2 separate regions of the Homo sapiens genome follow, and region 1 is linked to region 2. Evidence: read pairs that join two places in POLR2A ChIA-PET (ENCODE). Cell type or tissue: MCF 10A. All regions are shown on one strand. Region 1 overlaps KIF21A (kinesin family member 21A). Region 2 overlaps ABCD2 (ATP binding cassette subfamily D member 2).

Evidence for each region. Peaks named below come from ENCODE experiments on the same cell type or tissue, not always from the same donor. Only the 100,000 strongest peaks of a DNase experiment are listed, where the experiment ranks them.
Region 1: POLR2A ChIA-PET joins it to region 2 with 6 read pairs; 2 of 35 experiments call an interaction of 5 or more read pairs at or near these places.

What each region holds. Positions count from the first base shown.
Region 1 is chr12:39,424,684-39,429,683 of GRCh38, forward strand. All of the region lies in intron 1 of KIF21A (kinesin family member 21A), which reads right to left. Among named protein-coding and RNA genes, the nearest start is that of KIF21A, 16 kb to the right of the region's middle. In MCF 10A, no CTCF peak of the experiment used is centred here; a DNase peak (open chromatin) is centred at 2,368.
Region 2 is chr12:39,603,589-39,608,588 of GRCh38, forward strand. It overlaps ABCD2 (ATP binding cassette subfamily D member 2), which reads right to left. Exons shown (of 10, transcript NM_005164.4): 3 at 4,011-4,126; 4 at 1,174-1,342; 5 at 324-418. Among named protein-coding and RNA genes, the nearest start is that of ABCD2, 14 kb to the right of the region's middle. In MCF 10A, no CTCF peak of the experiment used is centred here; DNase peaks (open chromatin) are centred at 2,093 and 2,603.

The DNA.
Region 1 (5,000 bases), 180 kb before region 2:
GCTCTATCTCCCCAAATCTACGTTTCACCATTTGTACTGTTATTTTTTTAGCCCAAGCCACCTTTATGTCACTCCTGGAACATAATAACTGCTTTCTCACTCATCTCCTACATTTTCACCTCTTATAATACAGTCCACCTTGTACCGAGCAACAAGAGTTATCTTTCTGAAATGCATATTAGATCATGTCACATCTCTACTTGAAGCTCTCTAAAGATTTCTCACTAAAAGCGAAGTCTAAAATTTCCACCCAGACCTATAAGGCCCTTAATGATCTTACCTCTCTACCTACCTCTCCGATCTTACCTATCTTCACCCTCGGTTCTATTTTCTATATCTGGCTATACTGTCCTTCTCACCTGTCCACTAACAGGCCAGTTTATTTCTTAGCCCTTTTTCACTTGCTTTTGCTGGAATGCTGTTCTCTCAGGTCTTCTCATGGCTCATTTTCCAATATTCAGGTCTCAACTCAAATGACTCCTCCCAACCAAGGACAACTACTATCAAGCATATTGTTTTACCCTCTCCATAGTATATATCAATATCTGGATTTAAAAAAAAATATTTATTGTCTCTATCCTCACCCAATGCTCAGCTCCTTGAGAATTAAAGCTCTTGTCTTGCTCACATCTGTACCCTCAATACCCAGAACTCCCTTCCAGGCACACCAGTGGCAGTCAAATGGTTTTTGACAGACTGAATAAAGTCTCCGTAAGAATAATCCGAAGTAAATTATATTTTTCACCTCTGATGTTAAAGACCAGAGCTATGTGCCTGCTGATGTATTAAGCATCCAGACAGAGGACAAACAAGAAATAAAAGAGCCTATCCTTGCTTTTGAGTAATTCACAATGAATTGGAGGAGGAATAAAAAACCAACATAAGCCCAAGATACTAAAGATAACTGTTTACAAAGCAATCTATGAATAAACTTACTGTCATATAATATAAATTATATACATGGAGGGGTTATAAGTGTTGAGAATATGATAGAATTAGGAAAGGCGTCCTTAAAAGAGAATAATTTTTTGAGGCATATATTATCAATATCCTTTTACAGATGAGGGAACAGAGGCTTAGGCAGATTAAAGAATCCACCCAAGGTTAAAAACTAGGAAAGGAGTCAGGTTCAAGCAAGTCTCCTAATGTCAGAGCCCATTTTCCTCAGGAAATCATGTTTCTGCCGCTTCCTTATAACAAGAGCTAGCTACTCTGAAAGATACATCTAACAGAAGTAAGATTAGAAACTAAAAAAAAAAAAAAAAAAAAATGGAGCTGTCAAGGACATCTAGAAATCTATGCAAGATTCAACAGCAAAACTCCACCAATAATAAATGTTTACCCTGCCTTGGGTCTTTGGGTCTTTGAATGATAAAACAGGTAATCGGTCTACCAAGACAAAACTGGCTGGTACCCACAAGACACTGAGATTGATGAAATGGAAACATACGAAAAAAAATAAGCAGTTAACAAAGGAGTCTTAAATTGTATTCAAAATATTTTTAGAATTGGAATATTTTAAGAAATTTCCATAAAAGCTTTCTACCTCACTAAAATTCAAGCTGTCCACTCTAAATGGATGTTATTAACTAACTGTGTGAGAAAAGGATGTTGCGAATATGTGTGAGTATACACACATGTACACGCATGTATGCGTGTACTCATATCCTTGTATGTGTGGATGAACAGTCGTCAATAAATATTTGCATTTAACATATGTGATGAAAATAGGAATAAATTCATGGAGAGGTATTTTTAAAAATGGAATGAGCATGGAAATTAAAAAAGCATTAGAGAAGAGAAAGCAAATAAACCAAGGAGGCTATGTCAAAGATAAGGCAAAGACCAGATGTCATGGGACTTATATCATTATTAAGAAGCATTTACATTACTATTTTGGAAATTAAGGCCGGGCACGGTGGCTCACGCCTGTAATCCCAGCACTTTGTGAGGCCGAGGTGGGCAGATCACTTGAAGCCAGGAGTTTGAGACCAGCCTGGCCAACATGGTGAAACCCCATCTCTACTAAAAATACAAAAAAAAAAAAAAAAATAGCTGGGCATGGTGGTGGATGCTGGTAATCCCAGCTACTTGGGAGGCTGAGGCACAAGGATTGCCTGAACCCAGCAGGCACAGATTACAGTGAGGTGAGATCACACCACTGCATTCCAGCCTGGGTGACAGAGTGAGACTCTGTTAAAAAAAAAAAAAAAAAGAAAAGAAAGAAAATTAAGAAATCGTTTTACTGTCTGAGAAAGTAGCTAATGTGATTATAGTGGCTGGAGGGGCAAACTAATAGCTTACACATAATGTGTTCATACTTCATTTTTGGCATGTTTCATGGGAGAGCCATCAGGTCTTGTGTAGACATGCAAGGCTCTCCCAGCTGGACTGAGGGCAAAACCCCTATCTGAATCATCTTGCATTTCCCCATCAAACTATGTTGAGTGCACTTGATCTAGTGGGGCTCAGTAACTAATAAACGGAACTGAACTAAATTAAAACACATGGAATGGATCTGAGCTGAAATAAATTGGAATGGTCAGGGATGGAAGTTACTTATTATCCTTAAAAATTTTGTTTCTTTAGATATCGGAATACTTTAGTAACTTCTGCTGTGCCTACAATGAACTTGGAGCAATAGCTTTCTTTTTACATTTTTACTAGCTGTACTTTCCAAAATGCCTGTAATATACTCAACAGTAGTATTATCTACTTTACACACAAAAGGACCTGACTCATAGAGAGGGGTAACGTTATTTTTCACAGGGTTACTTTTACACCGCTACTACCTCAAAGGAAGTCAGTGAAACAGAAGGGATTTGAACTCAAAGTCCAACAGCATTACTTTTCATCATCAAAGTTCATTTTAAAATATTCAATAGTAAAAAGAAAATTATGCAATGTGCAAATAAACATATTTGATAGTCCAAAAGAAAAGAAAACCACAAACCACAAAGATGACTGCTATTGCATCTTTTTTGTTTGTTTGTTTGAGACGGTCTCTCTCTGTTGCCCAGTCTGGAGTGCAGTGGCACAGCCTGGGCTCACTGCAACCTCCACTTCCTGGGTTCAAGCAATTCTCCTGTCTCAGCCTCCTGAGTAGCTGAGATTACAGGTGCCTGCCACCACACCCAGCTAATTTTTGTATTGTTAATAGAGATGGGGTTTCACCATGTTGGCCAGGCTGATCTCAAGCTCCTGACCTCAGATGATCCAGCTGCCTCAGCCTCCCAAAGTGCTGAGATTACAAGCATGAGCCACCCGCGCCCAGCCACATCTTTTTCTTTCTAAAGGTAAACAGAGAACATGGTTCTCATCACAAGGCACAGAAAACAATTCAAATATATAAGCCTCTGCTGTGCAGTATGGGTAGGGATGATTTTGAAGAATGTTCATTCTTAGTCTAGTCCTACTATTGTGTTCATTATCCTAATAGCTTATATGTGGATGATTCTTCCTTGTCAAAGACAGCAAATAGGGCTTTCTTAGTCATCCTCAATAGTCCACTTAACTGTCTACCACAAATATTCTAGGTCCATCTGACAGTATTTCATTTCACAGTAAACCAACTTTTGTGAAGGACTCAAAAGGTATTTGTTTTAACAATTCAATCAAGTTTGCTTTCTAAAAAGGTTTGTCTTAAAAAGTGAAGGTTGTTTTCAGGATCATTTAAGTTTCAGACCTCATTTGTTGATACCTTATCTCTCAGAAACTTGTTTTTCAACCCAAACAAAACTAGTTATCTAGTCAAAGGTTTCAGTGGCTATTATTGTGTCAACAATCAAGACCCAATTATTGAGTAAGATCCTTAGAAAAAACAGAGTCACAAATAATTGTTAATTGATTTTTCTTATTTAACCATGGTAATTAAAATTTTTATAATATGCAATGTGACTTGTCTCATAACTACAAAGAGGAAAAGTAAAATTAATCAAATGTCTTTGCTAAGTTAGCAAAGGAACTGTCACTTCAGTCAATCTTTAAAAATGACTTCAAATTACCGTGGCTCACACCTGTAATCCCAGCACTTTGGGAGGCCGAGGTGGGCGGATCATGAGGTCAGGAGATCGAAACCATCCTGGCCAACATGGTGAAACCCTGGCTCTACTAAAAATACAAAAATTAGCTGGACGTGGTGGCGTATGCCTGTAATCCTAGCTACTCGGGAGGCTGAGGCAGGAGAATCACTTGAACCGGGGAGTCAGAGGTTGCAGTGAGCCGGGATGTTGTCACTGCACTCCAGCCTGGTGACAGAGAGAGACTCCGTCTCAAAAAAAAAAAAAAAAGGACTTCAAATTAGACATGACACATGGAAATGAGATGTTCACTTATAGTTTAAATATAAAGTATGTGTGTGTGTGATCAATTATGGGGTCTTAGTAAAAACCTTGTTGGTATAAGTAGAGGTGTGCTCAGATTAATGACATATTAAGCAATATATTTAAGAGGTTTAAGGATTAATATGCCAAAGAGCTCACCTTGCCTGCTAACCAACTAGAAATAAATAAGTATCCCCCATGTCAAAGATAAACAGAAAAGGAATGAATTTCCATTAACACACATACCAACAGAGAACAAAGATTAAGAAAACATTTTATTCAAACTGCTCTAGGGGGTTTAATCATCTCAGTCTTAACTTTCACAACTCAACATATTCATTAAAGATAATTCAAGATATCCATTCTATCATATAAATACAATGCTAATAGCTTTGACTGGTAATATCAAGGTCACATATTATCAAATATAAATGCACTATTATCATCCCTTTTCTTCATCATTGAAGACAGACATAATAAATTGTAAAAAGGGGGCCCAAGTGAAGACTAGAAAGAATCTCTGTTAAAGAAATAGATTTTTGCAAGTTAGTCCCAACTAACATTTCAGGATTACTATGTGCCAGACATTATTCTGAGTGCTTTATGTCAATTAATTCTCATAACGATCCTATTATGTTAGTACTCTTATTACCTCCACTTCACGGATAAAGAAACCAA
Region 2 (5,000 bases):
AAAAAATAATTTCTATAAGGCAAAAAATTAAAATTTATTTCCAGGTACAAATTTCTCATGAAATTTCCTATTGTTCCCCAAAATTACCTTGTACACTATAATTTTGATTTTCAACCTGGCAATAAAGCAGTAGAAATCAAATTTCTCTTTTCTCTCTGCTTTCTGAGGAATAACTGCTTCTGTAATTGAGCCACTGTGCATACCTTTCTTGATTTCCCCTTTCCAAATGCTCCTCCAAGTATTTAACATAAGGTACATGAATTCTGAGTTGTTTTGTATTAGTGTGATGGCAACAATCAGAAGATTCTTGAATATCATCTTACTTTGAAGTTTAGCCTGGAAGCCACCACTTCTCCTGCTGGTGTAATTATGGGAACATTTTCACAAATAATTCCGTGATCCACATCAATAACTTTTCCTGTAATTAAGAAAAAGTGTAAGATACAAACATTATCACAGGTTTCTGATTAAATAACGTAAATTATTATGCAGTATAACAGGTAATTTCAATTATAAAGATAATTCACAGTAATAAATCACAGAAACAAATGTAAATATAGATATCCAGACCTGAAGCAAAGTTTAATGTAATGCAAATTTGTACATATTGACACATCTACTTGAAAAATCTTTCTGAGAAACATTTTATAATAATTGAATGTCAACATCATTACAATAGCAAAGCTATACAATCTGAAATAACCCAGCCTTAATTTTTACTACTACTCTATTTCCCTAAATTAACATATCCTATAGAAAAAAAACCACAGTGCTGCAAAAAAGGGAAATAAGACATAGAATAATGCAATTTTAAAAAATATGTAACCAAATTTAAGTTTAGAAACAGTATAATGAAGAACAACATGACATTAGCTCGAATTCTATTTGTTAGATGAATTTTAAAAGCAAACGATTCATTATGCCATATGTGCAGTTTCCAAAAATAATTTGGAAAATTGTGTCCTAAATAAAAGTAGCATAACACTGTGTTTTTGTGGTAATGTTAGTCACCACCCCTCAAATTGCAATACTAATATTAGGGATTGCTGTTTAAATAATGTTGGTTATTTAAATGTTGGTACTTTGTAACTACTAAAAGCTACCTTCTTAAACTTTGGTTCTGTTGATAAATACTTAAATATAGGAAAATATAAAAGCACTTGAGTTTAATACCTTTAATTGCCAATGTGTCACTGAGAGGTAATTCTACCTTAGCTCCATTCTTGCTATGGCTTTCAGATTCTTGAATGACAGCAGTTCTCTTATAAATGCCTCTTTTTACTTCATCAAAGACCCAAAACATATTGTACACTCGAGCAGTGTAGCCTGCTAATTCAGTGACCTAAAAGCAACACAGAGATATAAAATAGAGTTACTATATCCAAGACAATATTTTAAATAAATATGTAATCAGATAAGCTTCTTGACTTAATGTAAAAGATTATATTGCATTATACATGAGATATATATAATACATCTGAAAACTAAAACACATGACAGTACAAAAGAGCACTATAACACAATAATATGTTTGATTGAAATTATAAAACATAATATACAGATTTCAGAATATTAATGACACTTAAGGATCTTTCAGTCAAATTTCTGATTTGACCTCTGTTTACATGATGAAATTCATTTCCAATAAATTATAAATTTTGTGGAAAGCTTAAGGTCATTCAATGAAATTATAATCTTTTATTTTTGGTACCTTTTTCTATTTAAAATAGAAGATTTTAAGTAGGAGAAAAGTACCTTTTTGTCCTATTATGAAATGAATGTTTCTGAGCCAAATTGATTGTCAAAATTCCTCTATTTGGCAGGATACCAATATTGAGAGCAAGCTCAATGAAAAGCTTCAAATCCTTTTCAGTATAATTCCCCCAATCCAGCTTCTTTTGAAGCCAAACATGATTTATATGCCCAAAGAAAAACATTAAATATATTTTTTTTTCTAGGTAAGATTATAAGATGAGCTAAATCTCTACTTTAGTCCACAAAGCTCAATGGAATGGTGCCTTGTTCCTATTCTCTCAGCTGTTCATTTTGGTTAACCTCCTGCTGTTTTTCTATTAAGAGAACACCTTGCTATCAGGGTACTCTGAAAGGTGACTCATTTCCTATCAAGAACATGTTTCTCAATGAAACAGAATGCACAAGAACTAAGGATAGTTCTTGCACAAGAATACACAAGAATAAGCAAGGTATCTCAGAAATAAATGTTTCTTAATAAATTGCGGAAAAATACAACAATGCTGACATTTGTGTAAAATTTCTGTGTATGCAAAACATAAGCAGTAAATGAGTATGTATTATTATAAAAGCCTTCTGAAACACATCTCTACTGAGAGATCTGTAATTACACTGTTATTTCATTTCTATATGTTAATGTTATAGCTATTTAAATGATGATTTCTAATGTTATCTGGAAGAACCTCTTGAGTTGTCAAGTAGAGGAAAACAAATTTAAAGATCAACAAAATAGGGATTCAAGTGAAACCTGGGCAAATATAAATATTTGGGTAGAAAAGAATTCCAAAACCACAAGTAGAGGTCAATTCAAGAAAGGCAGGAGGCAATGAGTCAGTGGATCAGGATGGAATGTGAAGACGGTAGGAAGTGTCTGACAAAAACTAAGAATGTGCCGGTAGACAAATTACTCTGGGGTACAAGACAGGGAATTTGTCTTAGAACCCTAACTCTACAAAGGAAACTTGGTCCCTCTGGTGCTAGCAGAGAAGGCATGGTGGGTGCTTTCATGTGCCGTCACAGCAGTACAAGAATTTTTAGAAGTGAACATTTTATGATTAAAAGTAAATTCAGGCAAAAATAAAGCAAAATGCAATCATTCGTTGAGTTGGAGACAGTTTAGAAAAACTAATTGTTATCATTTCTCTAACCTAGATAGCACAATATTTTAATGTGAGATAAATAAAATTTTGATTTGTCATTTAATTTTAAGTAATTTATTACATCAACAAATCTATCCCAAAGACTGTGTCTCCAGATTATCAAAATTACTATTTGAACTTTTTAAAAAAATTGAGTTGCTTGCTAGCCCTTTGTAATTCTTTTATATAGTTTATTCAAGGCTGACTTAATATGCAGCTAAATTTACAAAGATGCTTTAGAATTTATATTGATATGATAGCCATAAGACTAACTGGTAGTGAGAATAATTTTATGGGAACATTGTGTAATATCTGAATTAAATTAAGTAATTTTAACCTTGGCCCTGTGGTATCTGCAGGTCTTATTACTATTTTGTCAACAAATATTTATTAACCACACAGTATTCCAAGTATGAAAATGGATATTAGAAATGTAAAGATGAGTAAGACAGTTCCTGCTTCAAGGAGCTGAGTGGTGTGATGCAGGCAATATACACAGCTATAATGTGGTAAAACATCAGACATACACTGAGATGGACACAAAACAGGATGACCCAAACTCTGCAGGAAGAATGCGGAATGGTAAGAAAGTATTACCCATTTAATGAAGGAAAGGTAAAAGTTTGCGAGATATATAAGAAATGTTATTAGCTAACATTTATTGAGTGTTTAATATGTGCTGTTTTAAATTTTCTACATGTATCAACTCACAACAACCCCACAAGTCAGTGTTATCATATCCCCATTTTATAGATGAAGAAACAGAGACACAGACGCTGTAGCGACCTTGACCCAAGGTCACATAATTTGTAAATTCATAAAATGAAAATTTAGGCACTCTGGCTCCAGAGTTCATACCTAAGGGTTTCTTTAAAATGTGAAAACAAAGATATCATACTATAGAGGGAAAAAGAGAGATAACAATTGATAGTATTATAAAACAAAGGATATTAGCAGCATTACACTTGTGAATTGCTGCCCTTAATCTTGATTATACGCAGCAATTTTTGGCAGAGAAAAGATATGTTTCCAAAATACTAAGTATACTTGGTAATTGACATTTTGCTTGATTTTCATAAATTTTATTTTAATTGAATTGACAATAAGAAATGCAAGTACCTCTTTGTATGAAGACATAATCCTTTCAATAGCATCAGCTCCAGAGGCCAGTAAATTTCGAGCAGTGGTAAAGGCTTCTGTCCGTTCACTAACCATAACTTGCTTTTGGCCATCCTCTAGATATAAAAACAAATTACAAAACTTGAGTTTTTTTTTTTTTTTTTTTTAGTAACTTAATGTTTTATATTATACAAACTAAATTGTGGCTAAAACAACCACATATTAATTTTTCATTAGTAGTAGCAATTTTCTAGAAATATAATGAATCATTGAAAATTCAGTGTTTGGGCTGGGTGCAGTGGCTCATGCCTATAATCCCAGCACTTTGAGAGGCCTGGGTGGGCGGATCACTTGAGGTCAGGAATTTGAGACTAGCTTGGCCAGTATGGTGAAACCTTGTCGCTACTAAAATTACAAAAATAAGCCAGATGTGGTGGCGCATGCTTGTAGTCCCAGCTCCTTGGGAGGCTGAGGCAGGAGGATCACTTGAACCTGGGAGGTGGAGGTTGCAGTGAACAGAGATCATGCCACTGGACTCCAGCCTGGGCCACAGAGTGAGACCTCTTCTCAAAAGAAGAAAGGAAAGGAAAAAAAGAAATGAAAAGAAGAGAGAGGAGAGGAGAGAAGAGAAATAAGTGTTTGTATCAGATTTTGTTTAAAGTTCCTCTTGTTTTATTATTTTTTCCAAAATGAGAGTTGGGACAAATAAATCAAAAGGAACTAAAACTATTTTCATTTAGCATTCTTTCAACCCTTTCCACTTGGACTCCCTGCCCTTAGGAGGGAGCAATAATGTACTACTGGGCGGCCAGGTGCGGTGGCTCATGCCTGTAGTCCTGGCACTCTGGGAGGCCAAGGCAGGCAGATCACTTGAGACCAGGAGTTTGAGACCAGCCTGGCCAACATGGTGAAACCCCATCTCTACCAAAAAAAACGAAGATTAGCCGGGCATGATGGCAGATTCCTGCAATCCCAGCTACTTGGGAGGCT